Regions from separate parts of the Mus musculus genome. Here region 1 is linked to region 2. The links are chromatin loops, found by intact Hi-C in ENCODE. Cell type or tissue: heart. All regions are shown on one strand. Links, peaks and the distances in the headings refer to the core of each region. The heading gives the core; the rest is flanking DNA.

Evidence for each region. A loop is a pair of places that touch in the nucleus more often than their neighbours do. Peaks named below come from ENCODE experiments on the same cell type or tissue, not always from the same donor. Only the 100,000 strongest peaks of a DNase experiment are listed, where the experiment ranks them.
Region 1: a loop joins it to region 2, with 2.1 times the contacts of the local background. A loop is called at or near these places in 2 of 42 quality-filtered maps.

What each region holds. Positions count from the first base shown.
Region 1 is chr4:137,981,886-137,997,582 of GRCm38, forward strand. Eif4g3 (eukaryotic translation initiation factor 4 gamma, 3) reads left to right here and starts at 11,571. Exons shown (of 35, transcript NM_172703.3): 1 at 11,571-11,742; 2 at 12,097-12,259. In heart, for the core only: a CTCF peak has its summit at 8,718 (motif pointing right); DNase peaks (open chromatin) are centred at 11,546 and 12,456; H3K4me3 peaks cover 1,816 bases; H3K27ac peaks cover 2,133 bases.
Region 2 is chr4:138,293,861-138,308,228 of GRCm38, forward strand. Kif17 (kinesin family member 17) reads left to right here. Exons shown (of 15, transcript NM_010623.4): 12 at 1-110; 13 at 2,335-2,402; 14 at 4,346-4,466; 15 at 7,389-8,113. The coding sequence ends at 7,567. Ddost (dolichyl-di-phosphooligosaccharide-protein glycotransferase) reads left to right here and starts at 10,878. Exons shown (of 11, transcript NM_007838.3): 1 at 10,878-11,178; 2 at 11,295-11,405. The coding sequence starts at 11,019. In heart, for the core only: no CTCF peak of the experiment used is centred there; DNase peaks (open chromatin) are centred at 7,621, 10,041, 10,801 and 13,331; H3K4me3 peaks cover 2,876 bases; H3K27ac peaks cover 1,863 bases.

The sequences.
Region 1 (15,697 bases), core at 4,545-12,544, 310 kb before region 2:
CCAGAAGGTAGGGATGCCTTGTTTATTGACAATGGCCTGTGTGTCTCTGAATCTTGATAGATCCTTCTTCCCCTGGCTTTGCTGGAATGCTAGAACTGCCACGGGCATCTACTGACAAAGGAGAGAATTCAAGACCCAGAGAGAGAAACAGTTTAACTAAGGTCTCAGAACTGGGCTCAGGGCCAGGATGCACTGTTTCCAAAACTCACTTCCTGTGCTGCAGAAGTAGGTCAGCCCTGGGCCCTAATCCCACAGTTACTGGCCTTGATGCCAAGAGCAGGGCCTTGGTTTCCTCCAGGGACAAGGACTCTAGCTATACCACAGTAGAAGAGGACTCCCACTTCCTCAAGTGGAGGATGTCCCCCGAACTTCTCCGAGTAGGCTTCCATAAAATGATTGAATCAATACATCTCTCTGGTATCTGGAGCCCTTCTCCATGTCCCAGTGAGTTAGGTTCTGGACATTTGGTGACAAAAGTGAAGGTCATAGCCCCTGTCCTTGGGAGAAAGACTGGGAAGCTGGCCCCGTGGTAGCATGAAATGAAAGAGGTCTCTATGTTCAAAGGAGACGTTGTGAAGCCAGGTGTGTGGTAGACCTGGAATCCTAGCATCTGAGAGAGATGGAGGCAGGAGGATCAGGGAGTCAAGGGCAACCGTGGCTACACAGCAAGTTTAAGGGTAGCATGAGCTATGTGAGAGCCTGTCTTACAGCAAAGCAAAAAGCAACTCGGAATGGGGATGTAGTTTAGTTAGTAAAGTCCTTGCTTAATGCCCCCAGCACTGCAAAAACTGAGCACAGTGGACGATGTTGTACAGGAAGAGAGCCCTGCTTGTAATCCCTGCTCTCTGGAGGAAGAGGCAGAAACAGAAGTTTATGTTGATTCTCACCTACATAGGGGGTTCAGGCCAGTCTGAGCTTCAGTGTGTGTATGTGTAGATATACATTTACACACACACACACACACACACACACAGTCTTAGGGTTTTACACAACATTTAATTGGGGCTGGCTTACAAATTCAGAGGTTCAATCCATTATCATCAAGGTGGGAACATGACAGCATCCAGACAGGCATGGTGCAGGAGGAGCTGAGAGTTCTACATCTTCATCTGGAGGCTGCTAGCAGAATTCTGGCTTCCAGGCAGCTAGGATGAGGCTTATAGCCCACGCCCACAGTGACTCACCTACTCTAACAAGGTCTCAGACTGGCATATATGTATATGCACACACACATATGAGTTATTGAGTGCCTATTATGTGTCATGCACCAAGTTGTATAAGCCCCTTATTAATAAATACAATGTAATAGAATCATAAGAAAATATTATCCTAGCCCACCAGGAGAAGCAGAAGGGTGGAAATAATTGCTCCTGGCTAAGAAAGGAGAAGAGGGGCCGGGCATGGTGGCGCACGCCTTTAATCCCAACACTCGGGAGGCAGAGGTAGGTGGATTTCTGAGTTCGAGGCCAGCCTGGTCTACAAAGGGAGTTCCAGGACAGCCAGGGCTATACAGAGAAACCCTGTCTCGAAAAACCAAAAAAAAAAAAATAATAATAATAAGGAGAAGAGGGTCTGAGCCAAATTTGTTCCATAAGACAACACTTAAGTTATTAATTTGTTTTGGTTCTTAATTATTTTTCCTGAACGGTTCTTGCTATGTAGTCCTGGCTGTCCTAGGACTTGCTATGTGGTCCAAACTGGTCCGAGAGTCTTAGCAAACCTTCCTTACCCTTCCAGTAATGGGGCTGCAGGTGTGAGCCACTGTACTGGCTCTGACTTGGGTGTTGAAGGTTAGATATAAGCTCATGAGTACTCCCAGAATAGGAGAGTATGGAAGGGAGAAGAGAATGGATGGAAAGTCTTGGGGGGAGAGGAGGGGATGTTCAGAGTGTGGGCGGAGAAGCGTAAGAACGAGGAGCCAGGGGGTTAGAGAGATGGCTCAGTGGTTAAGAGCAGTGACTGCTCTTGCAGAGGTCCTGAGTTCAATTCCCAGCAACCATGTGGTTGCTCAATGGGATCCAATGCCCTCTTCTGTTGTGACTAAGAGACAGTGTACTCATATGGGAGGCAGAGGCAGGTGGATTTCTGAGTTCAAGGCCAGCCTGGTCTACAAAGTGAGTCCCAGGACAGCCAGGGCTATAGAGAAACCCTGTCTCGAAAAACCAAATAAATAAATAAATAAATAAATAAATAAATAAATAAATAAATAAATAAATAAATAAATCTTTAAAAACTAAATGAGGAGGCAGACATGGCAGGGCCACAGCGTTCAGCTAAGGAACTTGGACTGACTCTCTGCAGTATTACTTAGGTGGCATCCATACTGAGCGCCTAGCACCGGGTACTTTCTTAGGAGAAGAAGCCTGCAGTGAGGGTGGAGGGGAAAAAAGAAGAGAGAGAGGAAGGAAGTCGCTGATTTGGGGAGACCAAAAGGCATTCATCTGTACAACTAATTCTGCCGCTGATGTCCAAAGACAGAGCATAGCAATTGCCCCTCCCCCGCCTCTTTCCCGGTGTCAGGAAGTTCCTGCGTGCCAAGCCAGCTCCCACGAAGATCGGATCACTGGAGCCTGCCTGGAGCCTGGCACCAGCTGTGGGCATCTGGAAATCCAGCTTCCTCCTGCCGTCACTAGACACAGGCAGCTCTGAATCCAGGGTCTTCCTATAAGGCATCCAGTTTGGCAGGATATTTAAATGGCCTCATATTCTTTAAAAGGCAAAGGAGGGAGCTGATGAGATGGCTCAATGGTAAGAGCACTGACTGCTCTTCCGAAGGTCCTGAGTTCAAATCCCAGCAATCACATGGTGGCTCACAACCATCTGTAATGGGACCTGACACCCTCTTCTGGTGCATCTGAAGATAGCTAGCTACAGTTTACTTAGATATAATAATAAATAAATCTTAAAAAAAAAAAAAAGGTACAGGAAGGCTGGACCACTCAGGGTTTCCAGATTCCAGCTGGGATGTGCCAGTCAGAGAAGACCTTTCACCGGGATGAAGGTGGGGCAAGGGAGGAAGCCAGGAGCCAGCAAGGCCACAGGTCACCCTGTCCTCTGGTGCAGCCACTGCCATCAGAACATGCCGAGTGACTTGCCAGACAAGGAAGAAGAAAATGGGCTCATCTGTTACTTTCAACCATGGACTCTGTAGCGGGATGTTGACGGTCTTGGGGCAAGTGGTGTCTGTGATGTTTTGTCTCTTATCCACGACAACTTTAGAAGGCAAGTTTGCATCTCTCCCCACTCCTCCCAGTTCACTCTGGTCTCAAACTTGCAGCCCTTCTGTCTCTGGAAGAACATCAGACCTCAATCTCAATGTCTTTGTCCCCCTACTCTGTGGTGTGTGTGTGTGGTGTGTGTGTGTGGTGTGTGTGTGTGGTGTGTGTGTGGTGTGTGTGTGTGTGTGTGTGTGGTGTGTGTGTGTGTGTGTGTGTGTGTGTGGTGTGTGTGTGTGGTGTGTGTGTGTGGTGTGTGTGTGTGTGTGGTGTGTGTGTGTGTGTGTGTGTGTGTGTGTGGTGTGTGTGTGTGGTGTGTGTGTGTGTGTGTGTGTGTGTATGTGTATGTGTGTGTGTGTGTGTGTATGTGTGTGTGTGTGTGTGTGTGTGGTGTGTGTGTGTGTGTGGTGTGTGTGTGTGTGTATGTGTGTGTGTGTGTGTATGTGTGTGTGTGTGTGTGTGTGTATGTGTGTGTGTGTGTGTGTGGTGTGTGTGTGTGTGGTGTGTGTGTGTGTGTGTGTGGTGTGTGTGTGTGTGTGTATGTGTGTGTGTGTGTGTGTGTGTATGTGTGTGTGTGTGTGTGTGTGTGTATGTGTGTGTGTGTGTGTGGTGTGTGTGTGTGTGGTGTGTGTGTGTGTGTGTGTGTGGTGTGTGTGTGGTGTGTGTGTGTGTGTGTATGTGTGTGTGTGTGTGTGTGGTGTGTGTGTGTGTGGTGTGTGTGTGTGTGTGTGTGTGTGTGGTGTGTGTGGTGTGTGTGTATGTGTGTGTGTGTGGTGTGTGTGTGTGTGTGGTGTGTGTGTGTGTGTGGTGTGTGTGTGTGTGTGTGTGTGTGTGTGTGTGTATGTGGTGTGTGTGTGTGTGTGTGTGTGTGTGTGTGTGTGTGTGTGTGTGTATACAATCATGCTCTAATTTACTGAGGCAGGCTGCCTCACTGGGTTGGCTTCTCTAGGCAGCCAGATCCACCCAGCTTCTACCTGGATTCGAACTTTAGTCTCATACTTGTGCAGCGAGTGCTCCGTCTGCTGAACCGCCCCCCCCCCCAGTTCTCTGGTTTTGGGGGCAGGGTCTCTTGCCCAGGCTATATCCTCAGTTCACTGTGTAGCCCAGGAGGACCTTGAACAGCTGAATTTCTTGCTCCCACTTCCCAAGGGCTGGAATTACAAGAGTGTGTGCCTATATCTAGCTTTGTTTCCTCTTGTTGTATGAGGCAGAGTGTCACGTGGCTGGCCTGGACCACCATGAACACCTGAGGCCCACCCTGACCTCCTGATCCTCCTACCTCTGGCTCCCAGGTGCTGGTGGCTTTTCTTTCCTTTGGGCTCCCATCTCTATACTTTCGGACTTAGATCTTGGGCCATCATGGCTCACACTGAGCATGCTCTTGGCAAAGGCTGGCATGTATCGAAGAGATGAATTTCATGACATAACCACATAACCTCTGTGGCTAATAGAGATGGTGTTCTTGGCATTAACATGGCTGGGTTTTATGCCAAAAAGCCAGCTCTTCCAGTAAAACAAACAAACAAACAAACGACCATATAGTTCCAGTACCAATGTACTTTTTTTTTTTAAGATTTATTTATTGTTATATGTAAGTACACTGTCGCTGTCTTCAGAAACACCAGAAGAGGGCGTCAGATCTCAGTACGGATGGTTGTGAGCCACCAGGTGGTTGCTGGGATTTGAACTCAGGACCTCTGGAAGAGCAGTCAGTGCTCTTAACCGTTGAGCCATCTCTCCAGCCCCCAATGTACTTTCAGAAGGGCTTTGTTTTTTAAAAGATTATATCATCAAGACTCCACGAACCAAGCCCCACGGGCTTTAATTATGAAATCATGCCAGGCAGTGGTGGCACACACAACCAAGAGAGTCCAGGACAGCCAGGGCTGCACAGTGAAACCCTGTCTCCAAAGAAAGAAGGAAGGAAGGAAGGAAGGAAGGAAGGAAGGAAGGAAGGAAGGAAGGAAGGAAGGAAAGGAAGGAAGAAAGAAAGAAAGAAAGAAAGAAAGAAAGAAAGAAAGAAAGAAAGAAAGAAAGAAAGAAAGAAAGAAAGAAAGAAAAGAAAGGAGGGAAAGAGGGAGGAAGGGAGGGAAGGAAGAAAGGAAGAAGTCCCAGGGGAGAGGAGAGGGCTGGAGAGATGGCTCAACTATGAAGAGCACTTGATGCTCTTGCAGAGGATAGAGGATCCAGGTTCAGTTCTCAGCGCCCACATGGTGGCTCACAACCATCTATAACTGCAGTTCTAGAGGAATCAACATTCCCTTCCAATCGCCACAGGTTTCTGTATGCATTTGATGCATACACATACATTCAGGCACATATGTGTTCACATAAAATAATTTTAAATTTTCCTTTGTTTTATATAGGGTTTTTTGTTTGTTTGTTTTTTCGAGACATGGTTTCTCTGTGTAGCCCTGGCTGTCCTGGAACTCACTCTGTAGAGCAGGCTGCCCTCAAACTCAGAAATTCGCCTGCCTCTGCCTCCCAAGTCTTGGGATTAAAGGCATGTGCCACCACTGCCCAGCAGAGGCCAGCCTGTTTTTGCAGATCAAATTTGAGAACAGCCAGGGCCACACAGAGAAACCCTGTCCCCAAAATAACAATAACAAAATAAATAAGTAAACAAACAAACAAACAAACAAGTAAGTAAGTAAATAAATAAATAAAATGAGACTGGGGCTGGATGTGGTAGCTCACATCTTCAATTCCAACACTCAGAAGGCAGAGAGAGGCAGGTAGATGTCTGATTTCAAGTCCAGCCTGGTCTTCATGGTGAGTTCCAGGACAGCCAGGGTGACATAGTGAGACCCTGTCTCAAAACAGTCAGACTAGGGCTGGAGAGATGGCTTGGTGGTTAAGAGCACTGACTGCTCTTCCAGAGGTTCTGAGTTCAATTCCCAGAAACCATATGGGAATTCACAACCATCTGTAATAGGATCCAATGCCCTCTTCACCAGAAGACATCTGAAGACAGCCACAGTGTATACACATACATGAAATAAATAAATAAATAAATAAATAAATCTGAGAGAGAGAGAGAGAGAGAGAGAGGGAGAGAGAGAGAGAGAGAGAGAGAGAGAGAGAGAGAGAGAGAGAGAAAAGAGGCTAGTCCTCTTTGGAAATAAAAAAGTCAGACTGGAGCCAGGGATGATGGGTGAACCTGTGAGCCCCAGCTCTCTGGAGTCTGAGGCCAGCCTGGGCTACTCGGTAAGACCCAGCTGGGGGAGGGGCAAGGAGGAATGAAGGCGCTGTGGGGACCAATAAGTGAAAGGAAAGTACGGTGTGGGCATAAGAGCCTGACTCTGGATCTTATCTGCATTCATTGAATGGTCCTGGACAGTGGTGGGGGATGGGGTGGAGACAGGCAGAGCTGGGGGATTGTTGGCCTGCTGGCCTTTTGAAATGGTAAGCTCCAAGTTCAGTGAAAGACCCTGTCTCAAAAAATAAGTAGAGAGCAATAGAAGATACCTGATGTTGACCTCCGGCCTCCATGGACATAGTGGCTTTTACTTGTACACACACACACACACACTCTCTCTCTCTCTCTCTCTCTCTCTCTCTCTCTCTCATAATTGCAACATTTAGGAGCTGAAGCTTGAGAACTGTCAATTTGTAGCCTGTCTCATAGTAATACCATCTCCAAAACAAACGAACAAACAAACTAACAACAACAGAAGCCACCAACAGAACAAATTACATCAATAGAAGAAGGAACCATGTGTATTGGCTGTGCCCTGTGATCCCAGCACAGGAGGATGATCTTGAGTTAGAGGTCAGCCTGGGCTAAAGAAAGGAATTGGCCAGCCTGGGCTCACAGAATGAGACTCTGTTTCAAAAACCAAAAATGGATGGGAGGGGGAAATTAATCAGAGCTGGTGTTGTAGGTCCCTGGTAGTTTGCCTTCTATGCATGAGGTCCTGGGTTTACCACAACACTGGGGAGGAGAGCAGGAAAGAAGAGGAAGGAAAGAAGGAAGGCTTCTAGAACGTACGGGCGGGACGTGTGGGGAGGGGGCTTTGGTCCCATTTACTTACAAGGTTGAGACAGAAGAATTGCTGGGGTACAGGAGTTAGAGGGGAAGCCTGGATAACACAGGGAGAGCCTGCATCAAAAAAGGAGGAGGAGGAGGAGGAGGAAGGAGAGGAGGAGGAAGAGGAGGAAGAAGAGGAGGAGGAGGAAGAGGAGAAGGAAGAGGAAGGGAGGAAGAGGAGGGGAGGAAGAGGAGGAGGAGGAAGAGAAAAAAGCAAAAAGAAATGTAAGGGCCCTCTGAGCCCAGTACCAGTTCACACTTACTCCAGCAGCAATGTAGCAATGCCCTGAGAGTATCCATGAGTGTACTTTCAGCTCATAGGGAATTCAGGTTTTTGCCACAGGTTGCTGTGGGCTCTGGGTATAGCAGACAGCCGCCCAAAGCGACCGCACTCCTCATGGGCATGCGCTGTGCGTGTTCTAGGATATTCTGGCCCTGCTCTCTATGTGGTGAGGCCTTGGGTTGTCTGGATTCCTGTGGGGTAACATAAAATCCTCTGGCAATTTACAATTAAGTCATTCAAATTTCATAGCCCATCTGAGTGCTTGCCACATCAGAGGGATTTTTAAAGGGCAATGAAATGTCTCTGCAGAAATGAATCATAATGGGTAAAGTGTACCAAAAAAAATTACTGTGTGCCAGGGAATCCCTGGGTAAGTGTTCCCTGTTATTCCCCAAACCCCAGGAGGTGGAGCGGGTTTCACAGAGGAGGAAAACTTAGGCTCACGGAGATTAAAAATGTTCTCTAGGGGCTGGAGAGACTGCTCCGTGGTAGAGAGTGTGTACAGCTTATGAACTCAGAAGCCCTGAGTTCAATTCCCAGCACTAAGGTAAGGTGGCTTCACGAAAGCCTGTTAACTCCAGCACCAGGGGAGTTGGTCTCTTCTTCTGGTCTCCGTGGGTATCAGCATTCATAAACACATAACTCCTCCTTCCCCACTATTTAATAAAAATAAGAGCCTTTCATGAATTGAATACTGTGAATTCCTCCTTCTACTACCAAATGCCTTCAAGATTTAGCCTAAATCCAAGATCCTTTAATAAACCAGGCTCTTTTTTTTTTTCCTTTCTTTCTTCCTTTTTGAGACAGGGTTTCTCTGTTTTAGCTCTGGCTGTCCTGGAACTCACTATATGGACCAGGGTGATCTCAAATTCACAGAGATCTGCCTGTCTCTGCTGGAATTAAAGGCATGCATCACTGTGGCCCAGCTCTGGGGCTCTTCTTTTAACCTTAGTAGCCACTTTAATCTCTTGGCAACTAAGCTCTCACCACACACACTGGCCTGCTTCTGCTACCTTCATTCCACGAGTGGGGCCTGGGGAGTCTTAGGCCATCAGGCCTGACAGCAGGGGCTTTCACCTATTAAGCTGTTTTGACACCATCATGGAGAGCTTAGTGGACAAGGTGCTGAAATCAGATATTTAAATGTTTTTATGTATAAGGGTGTTTTACCTATTATCTGTGCATGTACGTGTCTAGTTCCCAAGGAGGCCAGGAGAGGGCATCATATCCCTTGGAACTGGAGTTTCAAAGGCGTGAGCTGCCCCGTGGACTGGGAATTGAACAGGGGTCCTCTGGGAGAGCAGCCAGTATTCATAACCTGTGAGCCTTCTCTTCAGCCCCAGATCAGATTTTCTTGCCAGTGTCTATGTTTGATGATAGGGTTGCTATGCTGAGGGCAAGGTGTCTGAAAGGTCCTTGGGTTCGAAGCCCAGGCCTTCCTCTTAGATGTCATACAGATTGCCTTTGGATGTCCTTGAGTCTTAAGTTCTTTGTGGGTGAATGAGGTGTACCACGAATTTTCCAGTGCTGTCAGGGGGGATGAGTTAACCTATGAAAGGTGTCTACACATAGTAGGTGTTTAGTGTTTGCTGCTCTGTAGGATGTGGGTGTGTCTAGAAGGGTCGGATTTCTGTACTCAAATACAAGTGTAGGTGAGCACTCAACCGTGACTGCAGGGTCAGCTTTGCAAGGAGTGAACAGAGGATAATTGTTCAACTGCTGATCTACAGCCCTGGCCCTAAGGTCGTGCTTTTGGGTGAATGGAGAGAGCCTGTCTCTTTGACTCTGTTCTCCCAGCTCCTCCTGCTTGATTGCCTGAGGTCAGAATCTTATCTAGACTTTAACATTATTTTGCCCAGGATCTGTCCTGTTTGAGGTTGATAATGCTCGCAAAATGTTTAGCAAAGGCCCCCCGGCACATACTAATTGCATGATGCTTGTAGCTATTATTAAGATAAAAAAGGAAGCTAGCTCAGAAAAGAATAACAATTAGGCAATTATCAATCTGTTATCAGCGGAGAGTAAACGGGGAAGTCGGATCTTTCTGCTGGGAACAGATTTTGATTGGGATAAAGATGCCCGAGACTCAGGTTCTCAGAATCTGAAATGAGACTCCAGGGGCCGAGAAAGGACCACTTGGGAGTCTTTCCTGGAGTTAGTCAAGCCTGAAGAGGAGTGGAAAATCCACACTTAAGTAACCTGGTATAACAAATTTTCATATGGTGGAGGATGCCAGAGTAGGAAGTAGCTGTTGTGCCTGGTCAAGAGATGGAAGGCGGCTTTCCTTCTAATGCAGTGGAGGCTCAGGTAGCTAGAGGCAATGAGGCAATGGGGGAGCCTGCCACCTAGCTTTTAGCCTACAGAGAACATCTGGGGCTCCCAGGGGTTGTCACCCACTACATGTAAAGCTTTTTTTTTTTTTTTTTTTTTAAGGGCCCGGTGGTGAGTGCCTATAATTCTAGTACTTGGAGGGTAGAGGCAAGACAAGCAGGAGTTCAAGGTTATCCTCAGGCACGTGGAGAGATGAGGCTAGCCTGAGCTACTTAAGACTCTCTCAAAAAGAAGCAAGCAAGCCAACAAACCCAGAGAAACCAACGACCACCCCAACTCTGAAACCCACCAATGTAGCAGGAGTCAGGACACTAATCTTGTTTGTATGTTCATGTGTATGGCGACCAGGGGACAACCTCAGGTGTCTTCTTCTGGTGCTGTCACCTTTTATTCTGGAGACAGGGTCTCTCACTGGCCTGGAACTCATCAGATGGAGTGGGCTGTGACCAGTGAGCCTCAGGGAACTGTTGGTCTTCACCTCAATGCTGGGACTGTATACACCTCTCGCACACCAGACTTTTCCTGAGTGAATTCTGGAGTCTGCACTTGGGTCCTAACGTTTGCAACTCAAGCACACAGGACACAGGACACTAATTTTACCTCTGTCCACGTTGGTCATGTGACCTTGGCAAAGTCTCCTGTCAGCTTTGAGCTGCCTCAAAAAAAATTTTTTTTTAATAGTGTAGATGATAGCTAAACTTCTTTGGACCCCAGAGTCTTCATTTGTAAGAATAGGTATTTACCTATTTCTTGGGATTATATGAGCTAATGCAGTACTCCATATCTGCACAGTTCGGAGGTGTCTGCGACTCCTTTTCTGTCAATGTTACTGTGTCCTGGGGACAATGCCTCTATTGAGGGGCGCAGGTGTGGTGTGCAAAGTGTGAATGGATGTGGGGGGAGGAGACCTTATCCACAGGAGTTAGCCAAGCAAAAGAAGATGGGCAGCCGACTACAGGTTGTAGTCAAAGGCCCCTCCAGTCTTGGGGAAGACTGTGGGAAGATATCCACTCTACAGAGCTTAGGGTCAGTTTCTGGCAAGGCAGGCCATTTTGCATCCTAGAAGGGTAAGGTTCATCCTAGAGAAGGTGGGATCCCGTTTCTGAATCCGCTCCATCCCTTCCCAGCCAGGCGACCTTGGGGCAGTCACTTTTCTTCTCCGGGGCCTCCTCTGCAAAATGGGGCTCCTCGTTCCATTTCGCACTTTGGGCATCTGAGGACGACGTGTCGACATAATGCCCATGGCTGGCGACGTCAAGGGCCGGCGAGTGGCATCTGTTATGTTAATAAGTCCTTGAGGCGGGCGGGTTCCTAACTGTCGGTTTGTGCTCTGGCTTAGCGGTTCCCTCCGCAGCGCCTCGGTTTTTCCGCTCCGCCGCCTCTCGACGCTTGCTTGGCAGGTCTCGACGGACCGCGGCCTCGGGTGCCGTTACTATTGTTCTTCGAGGCTGAGCTCTCTCCCTACAGACGTGCCCTTCGGTCTCTCCCTCAGCTCCGCACCGCGCCGCGGAGATCCTCAGCCGTCCCGGATCACCGATCTTTCCCGAGAAAGAGTGTCAGCTCCTGCGGCGTTCCCGAACAGCGGCCGAAGGCGCTCCCGAGCGCTCCCGAAGAAGCCCGGCCGCTCGCGGTCTCCGGAAATAGCCGAGAGAGCTTGCCACCCTCGGTCTGCCGAGTCCTTCCGAAAAGGGCCGAAAAGCTCCGAGCGGCCGTCCTGCCGGACTGCTGGAGGCGGCCGCAGCGCCATGTTGGATGCTCTGCTCGTTGAGTGAAGAAAATCCGTCCGCATCGCCCGAGCCCCGCTACCGAGAAGGGCGCCGCTTCCCCCGGGGAGGGGGACAGAGACCCCCCGCCGCCGGCCCATGAGGATATTGCCGTGAAAGGTCCGGTCTCTCCGCCTCCTGCCCCTGCCGGGTCCGGCCCCCCCCTCCCCGGGGTCGCGTTGTCACGGAGACCGGCAGCCGGTGGTGCTGGCCCGCGGGGCGGCTGCTGCTGCCCGCGGCGGCGGCGGCGGAGGCGGCGGCGGCGGAGGGCGTGTGTGACCGGTCCCGGCCCCCTCCTCCTCCTCCTCCCAGCCTCCCCCCGGCCCCCCGCTCCCGCCGCCTCCCCGGGTCTGCCCCCATCCCGCCCCTCCGCTGCCCCCGGCCCCTGCACCCCGGCGCGCCCGGTCCCGCTCTGGGGGGGTTGGTGGCTTCGCTTTGCCATGAGTTTACCGCAGAAACCGGCTCTGAAATCAGGCTCAGCGGCTGCAGCAGGAACCGGACCCGGCACCGGAGCGGCGGCGGCGGCGGCGGTACCGCCTCCTCATCCGGCGGCAGCGGCGGCGGCGGCGGCAGTAGCGGCAGCGGCGGCCCCTCCTCACCCGAACATCAGGGCCCTCCAGACCCCGGCGCCCCAACAGTATCCTTTTCACCTTCCGGCGGTCCAGAGCGACCCTCGGTGGGAACCTCCTTGCCTGCCGTCATAGCCCGGCCAGAAAAGGGACGGGCAGCCGCTCTGCTCCCGGCTTGACCCGAGCTTTTGGGGTGCACCGGTGACAGCATTGCTGGGGACCCCGGGACCCTCTGCGGTACCGTGAACACTACTAGCTCCACCGGGCCGTGCCTCTGCAGCTCTTGTGGATCTGGGGGGAACCCTGCCCTTGGCTGCTCCCTCCCCTTTCTTGGGCAGAATTTGCTGGTGCCTAGGACCAGCCCTGCGGGCAAGGCTTTTCTGACTGTTGGGAGGCCCTGCCTTCTGCGGGGCTCGGTAGCCTCTCTAATTATTATTTAGGATTCATAGCAAAGTTTATTGCTAAATTTTCTGTTGGAAACGAATCAGCTCATTCCTGAGGTAAGTTGGGTCTTCAGTCTTTACTGCAAGTGTACAAAAAGCACCCCCCCCCGCTAGTGTTTTGTTTTATTTTATTTTATCGTATTTTATTTTTTTAAGCAATTAGAGTTGTGTTGTGGCTTGTGGTGGAGCCGGCTAAGGAGGAAATGTTACACTGGGCGCTTCCCTGTCTTTGACCTTTCTAAAGGAAGAGGAAGTTAACTCACATTACCCAGTACCCCCAGAAGTCTCACTTCTTCTAAGACTGGTGTTAACGCTGTATATCTTTTTTAAAGGGCTTTAGTAAGTTTGCTGCTCCGTAGGGTGGTGTCTGGAGGGTACCAGGGCTCCCAAGGAAGGGTCTTAGTTTTGAATGTGTCTTAATTTCATGGTATAGAAGTTGGGGCAGCTTTGATTGAAAAATCTTGGTACCTGGTATTTAAGTCAGAATAAAACGTCGAATTCACAGCTCCTATGGAGTAAAGGAAGGTGATACTCCTTTGGATCCCCACTGGGTTTCTCTGTGTAGCCCTGGCTGCCCTAGAACTTGCTCTGTAGACCAAGCTGCCCTTGAACTCAAGAGATCCGCCTGCCTCTGCCTCCTGAATGCTGGGATTAAAGGTGTGCGTTACCATCGATGGGCAAGCAGAGGTGTTGTTACCTATCTGAGAATAACATTTCATCATCTCCCCCGCCCCCACCCCCCATCCTTGGACTTGTGAAAAATGGACAAATGATTTTTGGATGTTCCCAGTGCTGTGTGGTTCTTGTGTTTGACTTGTAAGTGGTGTTGGGGCTAGTCATTTCTGTGTAGTTTGATTCTTGTCTGTATCAATTACTTTGAGAAGGGAAAAACACTTCCCCTTCTTGGGTCACCTCAGGTCATTGTTTGTTTTCTGTCCAGCGTTCTTTCTGTGTTCTTTACATATTGTTAGTCCACATCTTAGTGCTCCAGTGCTATGTGTGGAGTGATTTCATAATGTTCTGACCCTGCCCAGTTCTGTTCAGTTTCTCGCTTGCTCGCGGCTGAGAATGTTGCGTGTTCATGGAGAACCCAGTTGCTTCTGACCCACATGCGCAGCTATTGGCCTGTGAAGGAGCAGGTCGGCCGTTCAGCCTGCTTCGGGGTAGAATTGGGTCGCTTCAGTCTACCTAGCTTCACTTTCATACTTGCTTCGAATTCCGTTCTAATTTTAGGGTTGTTTTTCTTGATGGTCTGTCTGTGTTGGTAGGTTTCTGTCTCCGGACCAAGTGAGTTGTTCCTTACCTGCCTCTTTAAGCTGTTAGGGAGTTAACCAGAGGGATTGCACACTGTGTGTTCTGGACAGACAGACAGACCAGCAAGTAAGGGATCATAGTGTTGTACGTGACAGCGCTTGGTGAAGTTGGTGGCTTCATTGGATACAGAGCGGGGGTGCTGAGTATCCCAAGTATGCTTTTGCTCCTTAGAGCTCACAGCTGAAGGACTGGAAAAACTTGAAGCTGGTTACAACTTGGAAGTCGTGGTTGGACCTCCAGTTAGATTTTTATCTTTTCTTTAAAATAGAAGGAAGATGCAGTTGGGAAACAGGAAGGAATAAGGTGTTCTCTGCAGAGAAGATTATTCTAAACCCTTCATGGCAACCTTGGAGCCAGCCGTGCTGCTTGGAGGTTCTATTTTGCCCCATGTCATGGCGGCTGACATTTTATACTTGATGTATTCTACAATTCCTGCTTTACTCCGGCAAGATCGCACAGCTAAATAAGCATCTATCGAGATAGTAAAGGAAGCGTGGGCTACGGCCGGCTCAGAACGCAGCAGCGGGAAAATGTTGTCACCTGGTACTGGAAGAGGTCAGAAACCCAGTAGAGCAACTCTGCTTTTCAAACTGCAGGGCATGTGGGAATTTGGGTTTTATGCAGACACCTGCGTGCAGTAAGTCAGTGCCGTTGAAGCACTTGGAGTTAGAGCACAGAGCTGGCGTTGGCTCTTCCCATGGCTTAACTCCACTGCCTTACAGGGTGTGTGTGGGTACAGTTGCTGCAAATTAGTTAGCTTAAGCAGTGTATTAGAAAATGTGTTGGAAGGCGTTGCATGGCCAGGTGTCCTTCATTCGTACTGAGTGTTCACGTGTTCGTCGAAATGCAAGGTGTGTTGAAAACACAGGAATTGCATGTAAACTTGAAGCTGGAAGCAGGCATCAGATTTGCACTGCAGGACAACCTTCCCCCCCCCCTCCCCCCAGCCACTTGAAGGAGAAATGGCCACACTGATTGGAAATAGTCAATGGCTGGTCTCTAGCTGAGGGGGAGATGGGATGGCAGGCCTGGAAGGAGACAGAAAGCTAACATGAACAGTTGTAAACGCAAGGAGAGTATGCTGAGAGTTTCTTAACAAACCCGCTGGAAACTTGTGCTTGGTGAAGTCACAGCTTGAGAATATTTGTCTTGCGGTGTGCTTGGCTCAGCTTCCCCGTTGAGGTTGAGGTGACTCTGTTGAGAATATTGACAGTGGTCATCCTTTCTCTGGCTGACAAAATAACTGACGTTTTCATAAAAAACTGTCATGCTGAAGTTTTTCAGAGGGTTCCTGGGTTCCCCATTAACATCCCATATCTTTATATTGAGACTGCTGCCCACCTTACAGAAAATTCTGGATGAATAAACTAGAGTTATGTGCCCATTTGAGCAGAAAGTTTTTCCCATATGTTAGGAATACAGTATTCCTAACAGGGTGTGATTCAGGGCTACTGACACATTTCTGGTGAATCATCTTACTGTTTGGGGGCAACCAGTAAAAGCCAGTGAGACAGAGTAGGTTCTTTTTAGAAACAGAACTAGAGACCTGTGTCAACCAGAAGAGGACTTGTGTCTCTGGCTCCTTTGTCAAGAGTGTTCTTTCAGCCAGGCGGTGGTGGCGCACACCTTTAATCCCAGCCCTTGGGAGGCAGAGACAGGCGGATTTCTTTTTTTTTTTTTTTTTTAAGATTTATTTATTTATTATATGTAAGTACACTGTAGCTGTCCTCAGACACTCCAGAAGAGGGC
Region 2 (14,368 bases), core at 6,369-14,368:
CTGTAACTATAGCAACCTGGAGAAGATCAGGCGAGAGTCGAGCTGGGATGAGGATAATGGCTTCTGGAAGATCCCAGATCCCATCATACTGAAAACCAGCCTCCCAGTAGGTCAGGAACTCAGCTGCCCTGCCCTCCCCTCCCTGACACCCCCCTGCCCGCCCCCCCCTGCCCTTTGACAGCAGCTGGCCACCTTGTGGAGGGACAGAGCCTGGCCTCTTCCTGCAAGCGGTGGGTGCTACCCACGTGCTGTCCCTGAGGGGCCCTGAGGAACTGTGCTTTGGAGGCAGACGTGTGTGTGTGTGTGTGTGTGTGTGTGTGTGTGTGTGTGTGTGTGTGTGTGTGTGTATGTGTGTGTGTGAGTGTGTGTGAGTGTGTGTGTGTGTGAGTGGCGGGGGGGGGGGGGGCGGTGACGTCTGTGACTTGAGGATAGTGATCGCCCCTTCTTGAAAGCTGCTGTGAGGCCTGTAGTGTGCTCAGGCATGTAAACGCCTCAGAGTGCTGCCTGGCACAGAATGAGTGCTTGGTTCTCTCACGGCTGATAGTCCCACAAAGGATCGTGATTAAAACTGGATCTCCAAACAAGGCACGGTCATGCATGCCTCTCATCCCAGTATTTGGGAGGTGGAGGCAGGAGGATCGGAAGTTCACGGTTATTCTTGGCTACATAGAAAGTTGGGTTTATGTAAGACGTTACTTCTAGATTGAAGCAGAACAGGGGCTGGAGGATGGCTCAGTGGTTAGGAGTACATGCTGCAGGGCTGGAGGGTGGCTCAGTGGTTAGGAGTACATGCTGCAGGGCTGGAGGGTGGCTCAGTGGTTAGGAGTACATGCTGCTCTTGCAGAGGACCAGAGTTTGGTTCCTGGCACCCACATCTGACATTTCACACTGCCAGTAACTCATGCTCTAATGGGATATGATGCCTTCTGGCCTTTGTGGGTACCAGGCATTTACATACTACACACACACACACACACACACACACACACACACACACACACAGAGCCTGGTCTACAAAGTGAGTTCCAGGACAGCCAGGGATATACAGAGAAACCCTGCCTCAAAAAAATAAAACAAACAAACAAACAAACATGAAACAGAGGCTGGAGAGATGGCTCAGCAGTTAAGAATACTGGCTGCTCTTCCTGAATGTTGGAAGTGGTTCAAGAGTAGGCATGTGGGCTTGTGAGATGGCTCAGTGGGTTAGAGCACCCGACTGCTCTTCCAAAGGTCCAGAGTTCAAATCCCAGCAACCACATGGTGGCTCACAACCATCCGTAACGAGATCTGACTCCCTCTTCTGGAGTGTCTGAAGACAGCTACAATGTATTTACATATAATAAATAAATAAATCTTAAAAAAAAAAAAAAAGAGTAGACATGTGACCAGGCCGAGCCAGTCTCAGTCTTTCCACAAGCTCTGGTGTAAGGATGGCTAAAGGCAGTGGTTCTCAACCTTCCTAAAGCTGGGACCCTTTCACACAGTTCCTCATGTTGTGGTAACCCCCCAACTAGGTTCAATTCCTAGCACCCACAACTATCTGTAATTCCAGTTCCAGGGATAAACATGCAGACAAAACACTGGTGCACATTAAAAAGCAAGCAAGCAAACAAACAAACAAACACCACAACCATGAAACCAAAGCAAAGAAAAACGAAATGGAGTCTTATAGGATCAGCTTCACAGCCAGAGCCCTGAGTTAGACGGGACCATAGACACCAGCAGGTCAAGGTTCAGTCTCTGCTTTGGCCATTGACTTCCTGTGTGACTTTTATGAAGACCACTGTCCTTCTCTGAGCCTGACAAAGAACCCATTCAATTCTGATGAATCTCAGAGTAAAGTCAGATTTTCTGTGGATCGTTTTCCAGCTAAACATAACTATGGTCATTTCAGAGGTAGGGGTGTGCGTGTGTGCATGCACATGTGTGTGTGTGTGTGTGTGTATGTGTGTGTGTGTGTGTGTGTGTGCATGTACATGTACATGTGTGTACTTCCACTTTCTTGTATGGCACCCTGCAGCCCTCTTTCTGATCCGTGTCCATTCATACCTCCATCCCAGAATTGATGGGTAGCCATAGATGCCAATCATCCGACTAAAACTCCAGCCAGCTCCGTTTCTCATGAGTAGCAATCTCCCCCCAAGTCCTAACCTGGTGTCCAGCAGGGAGCAGTGGCATCCCTTCCTCTAGCTGAGTCCTCTCGTCCTCATCCCTTGGCTAGGCTGGGAAGTGTCCCTTGTTTGCTGCCTCCAGCCAGGCCTGCCCCCGCCCCAGGCAGGGCTGCCCCTCAGGCACCTTTCTTCTGGTTTCTCAGTTTCTGTTTTCTCGTAGCAGTTCCAACTGGGACACAGAACAAGCCAGCTCGAAAAACCTCTGCAGTAGACAGTGGGGAGCCACACATGGTAAGGCCGGAGGGTTGGAATAGAAGGTTGGGGTGGGGGTGGAGGTGCCCACAAAGTGGGTCAGTGAAGTCTCAGGCTGCCTTTATCTTGCCTGGGGACAAAAGCCAGGAGCTGAGCCTGGACCTGTTTCCACCACTATGTCAGGCACCAGAACCCTCAGGTCCCGCATTCAAAATTACAAAGTGGGAGTCTATTCCAACCAAACACCCACTACAGCAGTTCACAGTGACTGCCTACTGTGTCTCCGGCTGGCCTAAGGCTGCATTTATCTCAGTGGCTTAACTGCCTAAGAAAGAAAAAGCTTTAAAACACTTTTAGCCTGGGACTTCGGCAAGGGGATATCAGAACACACTTACTTCCAAGTAACAAAGTGACAGATGCAATCAACACAAAATGGAGACCTCGCTGATCCACACAGATGAATGGGGTTCAGGCATGGCTGGATCTAGGGCCTCCATCCGGGCTCTGTGTCGCGCTTTGCCCTGGATCTTTGCCCTTGAGCTAGCCAGCTTCAGGCTTTCTTCCCAAGGCCTGGTTATGGCGACTTGCAGCTACACAGCCAGTGGTTCTTAACCTACGAGATGGAGGCCCTTCTGGGCTTTGAGTGACCCTTTCACAGGGGTTGCATATCAGATACACCCTGCATATTGATATTTACATTATTATTCACAACAGTAGCAAAATTACAGGACAGAGTAGCAATAAAAATAATTTAGTTTTGGGGGGGTCACCACAACATGAGGAACTGTATCAAAGGGCCCCAGCTTTAGGGAGGTTGAGAACTGAGATCGGCTCTGCCTAGTCGCATGCCTACTCTTGGACCACTTCCAACATTCAGGAAGATGTAGCTCAGTGGTTAGTGCTAGCCTGGGTCCTACATCTGTGCCTGGGACTTCTGTCCCACCTGAATGGGAAGAAATAGCTACCGGGTGTAAAAGATCCAGACCGAGGAAAACAAGCTCGTGAGAGCCAGTTTGAAAAAGAATCTTCGGGCTGGCAAGATGGCTCAGTGGTTAAGAGCGCCGACTGCTCTTCCAAAAGGTCCCGAGTTCAAATCCCAGCAACCACATGGTGGCTCACAACCATCTGTAACGAAATTTGATGCCCTCTTCTGGAGTATCTGAGGACAGCTACAGTGTACTTACATATAATAATTAAAAAAGAAAAGAAAAGAAAAGAAAAGAAGAGAAAAGAAAAAGAATCTTCAAGCCGGGCAGTGGTGGCACACGCCTTTGATCCCAGCACTTGGGAGGCAGAGGCAGGCAGATTTCTGAGTTCGAGGCCAGCCTGGTCTACAGAGTGAGTTCCAGGACAGCCAGGGCTATACAGAGAAACCCTGTCTTGGGGAAAAAAAGAAAACAAAAGAGAAGAGAAGAGGAGAGGAGAGGAGAGGAGGGGAGAGGAGGGGAGAGGAGGGGAGAGGGGAGAGGGGAGAGGGGAGAGGGGAGAGGGGAGAGGGGAGAGGGGAGAGGGGAGAGGGGAGAGGGGAGAAGAGAAGAGAAGAGAAGAGAAGAGAAGAGAAGAGAAGAGAAGAGAAGAGAAGAGAAGAGAAGAGAAGAGAAGAGAGAAAAGAGAAAAGAGAAGAGAAGAGATCTTCCCTCTTCCCAGGAGAGAAAGGGAAGAAGTATTGGCCACAAATAGCTGGCAGTGGAGTTTTTGCTGTTGTTTTGTTTTTGCATTGTGTGTACATGGAGGGATTGGGGCTGTGTAGTTCTGTCACGCTTGCCTTTGGTGAAGCTGGAGGAAGGCACATATACCTCTCATCTCAGGGAGGGAAGGGGTGGGGAGGCGGTGACTTCCCTGCTCCAAGCTGCCTGGGTCCTCACCCCAGGAGTCATGGGAGTGACCCCAAGAGATGTCCAGCACCAAATGGTGCCACCCATCCCCACAAGCTCTAGGGTCGGCCCACCGTGGCTGTCCCTCAAGAGGTTCTGAAATCTCAGCAGGAGGAAGACAGGTATAAGCTGATGCTCAGCCGAAGCGACAGTGAGAATATCGCTAGCAACTACTTCCGCTCCAAGCGGGCCAGCCAGATCCTCAGCACGGACCCCATGAAGAGCCTCAGTGAGTGTCCTACCCGCTGGGGCTTCTCCTCCTCCATACCTGCTGGGAAATATGCCATGGGGATGATTTTGGATTCAGGCATGAAAACCTTCCCCCACGTAAGCCTCAGCTTGCTCAGTTATGAAGTAAGGGGCATGGCCTCCACTTCTCAGGATTACAGGAGGAGAGCAGAGAAATGGGGCCACATAATAGGTCATTGTGGTCCCCGTTTACTGCTACGATGAATATCTGAGAGAAGCTCCTTAAAGGAGTGCCAGGACGTGGCTCAGTTGGCAGAGTGCTTGCCTGGTGTGCTCTAGGCCATGGGTTTAATTCCCAGCACTGTATAAAACAGGCTGCAATGCTGCTTGCCTGTAACCCCAGCCCTTGGGGAGTGGAAGCAAGGGGCTGAGAAGTTCAAGGTCACTTTTGGCTACAGAGAGAGTTTGAGGCCAGTTATGTGAGAGCCTGTCTCTAAAGGAGAAGATTGAGAGATCGATTTGGTCCTACAGCTTCTCCTTTGTGTGAGAGACCAAGGGGGAGGACCATAGCAGTGGGGACCTGCTTAGTTGCTCACATCATGGTGGCCACCATGGTAACCATGGAAACCAGTAAGCTTTTAATATGGGCTTCCCCACTTTACTTTTCTGATCCATCCAGGCCTCTAGCCTATTACACGGTGTTACTCCCTTCTTCATTTGCAATATGAAGAAGGATAGTATCACTTCTGAGTCATCCCTTTGGACTCAAAAGCGACACTAGGTCTAGGTCTGAGATCCCAGCAGAGCATCCTTAGAGGGGTCCCAGCTGCAGAGTGAGGGCCTCAGGAGGGCAGGTATCCCATAGACTACTCAACTCTGGAACCTACCCAGACACACCCAGAGATGTTCGTTGCATGGTCCTTAATACAACCAAGTTGATAAGATTAACCTTCACAGGGGCTGAGAGTTGGCTCAGTGGTTAAGTGGTTAAGAGGACCCAGGTTCAGGTCCCAGCGCCTACATAGTGGCTCACCACCATCCATCACTCCTGTTCCAGGGGATCCAGTGTCCTCTTATGACCTCCTTGGACATTGCACACATGTTGTTTACACACATACGTGCAGACAAAAACACTCATACACACACAACAAATCTAAAGTTTCTAAAAATTAACCTCAGTACAGAGTCTCCTGTCTGCTCAAAGAGAGGGTCTTGGACACATGAACAGGCCCTTGCATGGGGGTACGCATGTCAGGCTTCCTCAGAAACTGTTATGGTAGCTTTCCCCAAAGGAGACTATGCCAAGGGAGCAAAACAGTTCCAAGAATTGGAAAATAACTTCACTCTTCTCTTAAAACTAAAAACAGAGGCTGGTGGAATGGCTTACGGCATAAAGGTGCTTGCCACCAAGTCTAAGCACCCGAGTTTGATTCCCCAGGCCCCATGTGGAGAAAGAAAGAGAGCTGATCCCCACAGGTTGCTCTCTAACCACTTACAGGCATTGTGGAACAAACACATGGATGAATGTAACAGAATTTTGGAAAAACAGAACCCATGGGGCTTCTGGTAAAATATTCATTAGAAGCAAACCTTAGGGCTGGAGGGACGGCTCAGCACTATGGCATCTTACAGCCCTCTGTAACTTCTGTTCCAGGGGATCTGATGCCCTAATCTGGTCTCTGTAGGCACAGTGCACACATAGTACACAGACATACATTCAGGCAAAATATCTATATCATAAAAAGTAAATCTTTATAAAACTGATGCTAAATTTTTTAAACATTCTAAACTGAAACCAGAGACAGAGTGAGTGAAGTTGGGTAGAAGAGGAAAGGCCAGTGAAGTCACTGAGGGGCTGCCACTGTGCCCACGTAACAGATGAGGAAACTGAGGCTTAAGAGCTGACACTGGTAGGAGATGCTGGACTGTTCTTTGTGCGCAGGCTTCTCTGCCTTAGGTACCAGGCTGAAGCCTCAGTTAGAGACTTTAAATCTCCAATTCACTGTTGGGAACAAAATAAGGGGGGGGGCTGGGGAAGAGGGGGGCAGGGAAAAGGCCCACACCCTGCCAGAGTTCCACCTATTCTCTGGTCAGTCAGGTGTGGGGGGGCTGCTAACTACCTTCCACTCATCCCTGGGTGGGCATTCCTTTATCCCACTCTTCAGGGGGTGGCCAGGGGCAGCCCTACCTGGGGACCCCGGAGCTACCTTGCTAAAGCCACCAGGGTTATTGGAGAGAGGGATGAGGGAAGAGGTTCCCAACACTGACCAGAGTGCGCAGTGGATCTTGATGGAGCAGAGACTCTCTGTGGTTTAAGAGCTTTATTATAAAAATGCAGGGAGCGAGAGAGAAGGTAGAAAGAGAGGGAGGGAGGGAGGGGGAGAGAGAGAGAGGGGAGAGAGAGAGAGAGTAAGAGGGAAAGAGGAGAGGAGAAGACAGAGAAAGAGAGGAGAGAAGACAAAGGGAGAGGAGAGAGGGGGAGAGAGTGAGGAGTAAGAGGGAGACAAGAGAGCGAGAAGTAAGAGAGCGAGGTGGGGCTGAACAGCCCTTTTTATGGTCTTTACTATTGCTAGGTAACTGGGGAGGAGTTTAGCCTGAAGGTCAGAAGCTTGGGCCATTGCCTACGTGGCTACTGACCATGCTTCTCTTGTGGGGGATGGGGGGATGGTAACTTAGGCAGGGGCCAGAGTTCCAGGAGCATGAGGGAACTCCTACTGGGTCATGAAGGTGAATTATCACCTCCAGGGTTCAGACCTCAGCTCAACTAGAAACCAGCCTACAATTCCCTACCCTTTGGACTCAGAAGTGACACTATGTCTAAGTCTGAGATCCCAGCAGAGCATCCTTAGAGGGGTCCTAGCTGCAGAGCAAGGGCCTCAGGCAGGCAGGTACTGTCAGACCCTCTGCTTTCCACGTGTGGTGCTGTCCCTGCTCACTGGTGCCCTCTGCTTCTTCTCCATAGCATATCACAACTCACCACCGGGGCTAAATTCCTCTCTGAGCAACAACTCTGCCTTGCCGCCCACCCAGACCCCGGAAATGCCCCAGCCCCGGCCCTTCCGCCTAGAGTCCCTTGACATCCCCTTCTCCAAAGCCAAGCGTAAAAAAAGCAAAAACAGCTTCGGTGGTGAGCCTCTGTGATCCAGCTGCCTGCTGCTATCTGCTTTCAAGAAACTTCCGAGTCCTCTCTGCAAAGCCCCAACCAGGCCTCTTCTCTCCTACTCCACAGTGTCCCCAAGCCCAAGGGGATCTTAGCCCTGGGAAGACACGTTCCCTTCCCTATTCCCTAGAGAACTCCCTTTGGCCCAGGGCCTGAGCTTTGTGGAAGTTGGACTACACTTCTCAGAGAGAGGCCTGCTCCAGCTATTCACAGGAGCCAATGTCCCTACTGACTTGCCTGCCACTGAGCCTACACTAGCCAGTGTGGGTCTACCTCCACGGGCTCAGATGCCCACCGATCTCCCCAGGCATTCTCATACAGAGCACAGAAGCTGCCAACCACACGGACAAAACTCAACATCTTGGTGACTTAAGATTTGGGCCTCTGTGATTGGCCCCTTCCAAGGGAACCTGTGACACACAGTGGACCTGGAGACAGCTGCTGTGCCTAGCCTACCCTTGGCTGGACAGCAGTCCAGAGAAGGTGATTTACAGAAAGCTGCCCAATAAACTGCCTTTTGGAATAAGCGCCCTTTCCCAACCCTCTGATGCTTCCTGGGGCCTGCCCTGCCATCCTGTAGAGAGACTGGGTCACTGCTTGCAGCAGCTCTAGAGGTTCTGTCACCAGCACAAGTGACTATACAAGCAGAACCATGCCTTGCTGAGGCAGAAATGGCCTGGTTTGTAGTGTGTGTATTTGTGTCCATGTATGTATGTATGTATGTATGTATGTATGTATGTATGTATTCATGTGTATGTGTGCATGTGTGTAGATCAGAAGGCAACCTCAGGTATCTTTTCTCAAGGACTCTGCCAATCGAGCTCTCTCTCCAGCTTCTGTGTGTGTGTATGTATATGTATGCACGTGTGTGTGTGTGTATATATATATATATATATATATGTGTGTGTGTGTGTGTGTATATGTACACGTGTGTGTATGTGTATATATATGTGTGTGTGTATATGTATATGTACACGTGTGTGTGTATGTATATGTACGCACGTGTGTGTGTGTGTATATAAATATTTTTTATGGGGGCACATGTGCTATGGTATGCATGTGGAGGTTGGATGGTGACCTGTGGAAGTCAGTTTCTTCCCTCTGCCATGTGGCCCCAGGGATTGAATCTATGTCATTAGGCTTGGCAGCAAGTGTCTCCAGCCACCAAGTACCTCCCCAAACCACCCAAGCACACTCCCCCCCTTTATTGTGTGTGCCTAAGTTGGGGACATGTGTCGTGATGCTTGGACGGAGAGGAGAGAGGCCAGCTTCCAGGATGGCTTCTCTCCATCCACGGTGGCTTCCGGGGATTGAGCTCAGGTTTGTGCAGCAGGTGTGGTTACTGCTGTCCTGCCAGGCTTCAGGGACCCGAACTGGAACTGTGTCCTGACATAGCCAGAAATGAATCCAGGTTGCCATGACAGCCCTCCCCTCTGTATTCCAGCATGACCTCGGTGGGCCCACAGTCAAGGGAGCTGACAGTTCCTCACCACCTCGATAAACGAGAGCTGCACCCACTTCGTGGTATTCTGTGAAGGGTTAGAGTATGTGCTAGCTCTGTACTGAGCTACTCTGCCCTCCTCCTTATACCAGAGACTTTGGTAGGCCTTACTTACTCTTGGGCCAAGGAGTTTTCACTGAAGCAGCCAGGGTACAGGGTCAGACTACCAAAGGCCACTGCAGTAGCACCAGTCAGGGGAGGTTGCTCAGGTTTCTGAGGGAATAAAGCCCCACCCACCACCATGGAAAAGCAAAGATACAGATCTCAGGTGGGAGTCCTGGGGAGGGCGGGCACCTGTGGAGGGAGCTGAAAGGGCAACAGGTGCAGATGGGCAACTCAAGGGTGTGTGCGAAGGTTGGCAGTACTCAGAGCAGAGAGCAGAGGCGGTTGAAGCTATAGGGAGAGGTGTAGGTGGGTACCTTGAAAGGGTGTCCTAACAATGGCACATCCCTAAAGTCAGTGTCACTGAGTGGTGTGGTTGGGCTTCAGAGAAGTTTAGGAACGATAATTATTATATGGAGACGGTCACATCCAGCTGGCCTGGGACTTGCATGTAGCTGAGGACAACTTTGCACTAATTATCCTGATGTTTGTATCTCGAGTGCTGAGGTTACAGCTGCCAGCTGCCATGCCTAGTTTTCTATGATACTGGGCATCAAACCCAGGCCTTCCTGCAATCTAGATAATGCATGCATCTTACCCACTGAAGTACACATCCCTAGACCTCTACGTTTTATTTCTGTCCTGAATCTTGGGTTGGTGTGTGTGTGTGTGTGTCAGAAGACAACTTGCAGAAGGCCGTTCTCTCCTTCCACCGTCTGGGGCCCAGGGATTGAACTCACGACGTCAGTCTTGGTGGCAAACAAGCACCTTTATCAGCTGAACCATCTTGCTGGCACCCCATGTTGGCTTATAGACAATTCCGCTAGGCACCACGCAGCAGCTTGGGTAGCCGCCAGCCAGGTGCGAGCCAGGCGTGTAAGGACTCCTCTCGGCTAACCTGCCTCTCTCCCTATCTCCTATTCTCTCCTCTCTCCCCCCAGATGTTCTCAGCTGGCCTCTTCTCTACCATTCTCTGTTCCCCTTTTCGGTCTCTACCCCGTCCCAAGTCCCCTTCCCTTCCACCGACGATAAATCGTCTTTACACTAGGTCTGTCGCGTGGCTTGATTGTTCAGGGGATCACCTTGGCCGGCCAGCCAAGTTGCTCCCTCCCGCCGCATTATACCAGCTCTCAATATGTGACCCCAGCAGGCCTGGACTCACTATGTGGACCAGGCTGGCCTCGAAGTCACAAAGATCTGCCTCTGCCTCCCACTCGAGTGCTGAAATTAAAAGCACGAGCCACCAATCCTGGTTGTGAAGAGCCTTTTGATCACTAACCTTCTCCTTGGCCATCCACCCTGTTTCGGGCCTGGCCAGAGCCTATTTCCCCACCTCATTGCTCTCAAGAGATAAGGGCCTGCTTCCGAGCCCGTTAGACTAGCGACAGGCGAGGAATTCACCCCTATCTGGTCCTGGTAATGACAACTGCGTCCTGGGGGAAAAGGGGCGGCTGCCTAGGAAACGGAAAATCTGGAGACGCTAGAGGAGAGTTTGAGAGATGTGGCGGGAGCTAGCCTGGGCGGAGGCAAAGGGCGCCCGGCTTTGTTGATTGGCAGCAGCTACGGAGCTGTCTCTCTTGGATTGGCCCTTTTCCATGGGGGAGGCGGAGCCTCAAGTGCGTTTCGCCAATAAGGTACAGAGACTCGGCCTCCGGAGGGCCACTTCCGGTGGCGTTCCCTGCTTCTTGGTCCGTCCCCGCAGCGGCGTGGGCCGCGGGGCCACGGAGTACCCGGACCGCTTCCAAGTGGTACTCCGCCGCTGCGAGCGGCCATTGGGCGGCCGCGAGGGACGCTTCCGGTGCCCAGGTGCTGGCCTGGGCTGCTGGGAGATGAAGATGGATCCCCGCCTCGCCGTCCGCGCCTGGCCCCTCTGCGGGCTGCTGCTGGCCGTGCTCGGCTGCGTCTGCGCCAGCGGCCCCCGCACCCTCGTGCTGCTGGACAACCTGAACGTGCGGGACACGCACTCGCTGTTCTTCCGCAGCCTGAAGGGTGAGCGCCGAGCAGAGCCGAGGGAATGGCCCGGGTTGGGGCGGAGACGGCAGCCCCCTCCGAGGGCTGCAGCAGGGATTCCTCTCCTGACCGGGTTCCGGGTTTCTTTCCTCCAGACCGGGGCTTTGAGCTCACCTTCAAGACCGCAGATGACCCCAGCTTGTCCCTCATTAAGTACGGGGAGTTCCTCTATGACAACCTTATCATCTTTTCCCCGTCGGTGGAAGGTAAGGGCGCGCGTCGCCCCTCGAAATGGGATTGGGGGGGCTCAGGAGACGGCTGTCTTCTTGTTCCTGGGCATGTTCTGGGTCTTGGGGTGAGTTTCGAAGTATAGTAGAGGAAAATGTTAATTGCAGCTTGGGCCTCGGAGATTTCATCCGTCAAAAAGATACAGCTAAGGATAGAGTGCCAAATGTCACCCGTAGACATTTCGCTTCTGGAGAAGGGGGTTTTCTCTAACAAGGGTCCTGATAAAGAAACTCTTGATTTGACTTGCTTGTGTACAAAGATTTGTCACATTATTAACATGGATTGCTGTAAAAAGTCATTCTGCAGGTCATAAGAATACAAATAGATACATACCCATCAACCCTTAAGGCCTGATGGATGTGTTTTGGCTGACCAACACAAGGCTAGTTGGTATTGGGGGTGGTGGGAAATATGCATGTATGTGAGGTTGTGCACACTTCTGTGGACGTGTAGAATCGGGTCACCTACTCTGTCACACTCCTCACTCCCTTAAGCCAGGGTCTCTCACTGAACCTGAAGCTTGCCATTTTGACTAAGCAGGCTGGACAGTGAGCTCTCAGATCAGTCTCTGCCTCCTGATGCTTGGGTAATAGGCACCGCTTGTCATTCCCAGCCCTTACTGGAGACTTGAACCCAGTGACCGACCTGTGGCTGCCTGCTAAGCCATCTCACCAGCCCTCAGAGACTACTGAATGGAGTGAAGATCTGTAACTTACACTTAACTATTTCTGTCTTACAAGGCAGTTGAGTCCACCACTAGACATTTCTGTTAAGATCTACTGAGCTGAACTTTGTCTCTCTCTTCCATGTGTATATTTGGAGAAGTGTTCTTAACTCCCTTGGGCCTGTGAGTCTGGTGTCCCCAACCGAGAATAGATGACATGAGAGTCTCATATTTTTATCTTGCTGAGATGCTTGCCCTTCCCATAGCTTTAGCCACTTCCTATGTATTTTCACTAACTAGCTATCTCCAGTTCCTTTGGCAATTTTCTTTTCTTTTCTTTTCTTTTCTTTTCATTCATTCATTCATTTTTTTTTTTTTTTCAAGACAGGGTTCCTCTGTATAGCCCTGGCTGTCCTGGAACTCACTTTGTAGACCAGGCTGGCCTCGAACTCAGAAATCCACCTGCCTCTGCCTCCCAAGTGCTGGGATTAAAGGCGTGCGCCACCACCTCCTGGCTCTTTTTGCTTTTTTAAACACTTTAAAAAATATATAACTTAGTTGTTTTTGCTTTACATATATTGGTGTTTTGAATGCATGTATGTCTGTGTGAGGGTGTTGGATCTCCTGGAACAGGAGTTACAGACGTGCTAGGAATTGAAACCAGGTCCTCTGGAAGAGCAGCCAGTCCTCTTAACCACTGAGCCATCTGTCCAGCCTGACAATTTCTTATGTGTGTGTGTGTGTGTGTGTGTTTGTTTGTTTGTTTTGCATGGATATTTGGCCAGCATGTATGTCCCACCATGTTTATGCCTGATGCTTTCAGAGGCCAGAAGAGGGTGGTGGATCCCTTTGGACTGGAATTGCAGACAGTTGTGAGCTGCTGTGTGGGTGCTGGGAATTGAACCCTGGTCCTCTGGAAGAGCAGCCTGCGTGCTTAGTCACTGAGCCGTCTCTCCAGCCCTGGCCGTTTCTTTTGCTTTTTTGGTGAATGTGCTAGGTAGTTTTTCCGTTTCATCTTTGGCCCAGGCTGTCCCTGTCTGGGGTAAGATGTCCCTGCCATTCTCTACTTCAGTTAAACACGGATGGCCTTTTGTTTCCCCTGGCAGCTACTTTGTATTCTGTAGTTCACACAAGAGTGGGTTCTGCCAGCTGTCTAAAGTGCCAGTCCCCCCAGCCCCACCCCCGGCTCCTGCTGTCTCCCTTTAGGTCCCATGGAAAGCCCCTCCCCTGGTGCCCCAGCACCTACTCCTGGTTTAGGATGCTTTCACAGCCTGGCACAGTGCCTTCTGACCTACATGCTACCTGTACCCAGCTCCACCTTGGGACCAAGGAAGTCATGTTGTTCTCCAGCTCAGAATGCTCCATCCAGTGCCTTCCACCAGTCCCAGCCTTCCAATAACTGGCTACCTCACCTCACTCCTGGCCTCCTGTCCAGCCCCGTAGCTCACCCTACCTGGCAGACTTGACACTGCCGTTGTTCACTCTGCCTGTGTGCTCTTCCACCACGCTGCTGCCCGGCTAACCCTTCCATCTTTGCATGTGTCACTGGACAATGGCTCTCCTCACTAACACAGTGTCTCCCTTCCCTCATTTTCCCTTTCATTGTTCCCAGCCCATAGGAAATACTTAGCAAGGAAGTGGACTTAGGTTAAACACCAGACTCACTGTGGAGAGAACCCTAGGGCTCAGCAAGCCACACCTGGTGCTGGTGGCAGCAGTGGTCAGTCACTAAGTGAACTGGACAGAGCCTCAGCGGTCAAATGCTGGGGGCCAGCAAGCCATTTGGGTGATGTTTAAAGCACTGAATGGTTGTGCTGTGGATAATGGGAACAAGGAAGCCGTTAGTGTTAGGCCAGTGAGCCTTACGATCAAGTGAGTGTCGTCTGTGTATTCTGTGGTACTTCCTCAAACAGCTTAGGTGGAGCGACATTGATAGACTACTGGAGGGTGGCCCAGGCATGGTGCCAGCGATGGCGAAGGCGCATCTGAGCATTTGAACAGCAGTACTGTGAAGTGTGGGTGGGGCTGTTGAGCGTTTTTGAGTGAATAGATGTGGCTTGGAATGTGTGCTGTCACGTCAACAGATGTGACCAGGACGCGTTTGGTAATTGCATCTGAGTGCCAGGGCATTGCTTCGATCATGTGGGTTTGTGCCATGTAACAGGTGTGGTAGATTCACCCACCCTCTCATTTTGGGAGCTCTGGCTGCTCTGGGGGGGTCTGTTACCTCCATGCAGGTGTCAGAGGGGGACAGGGTGCCTATAGTGACTGTGTCTG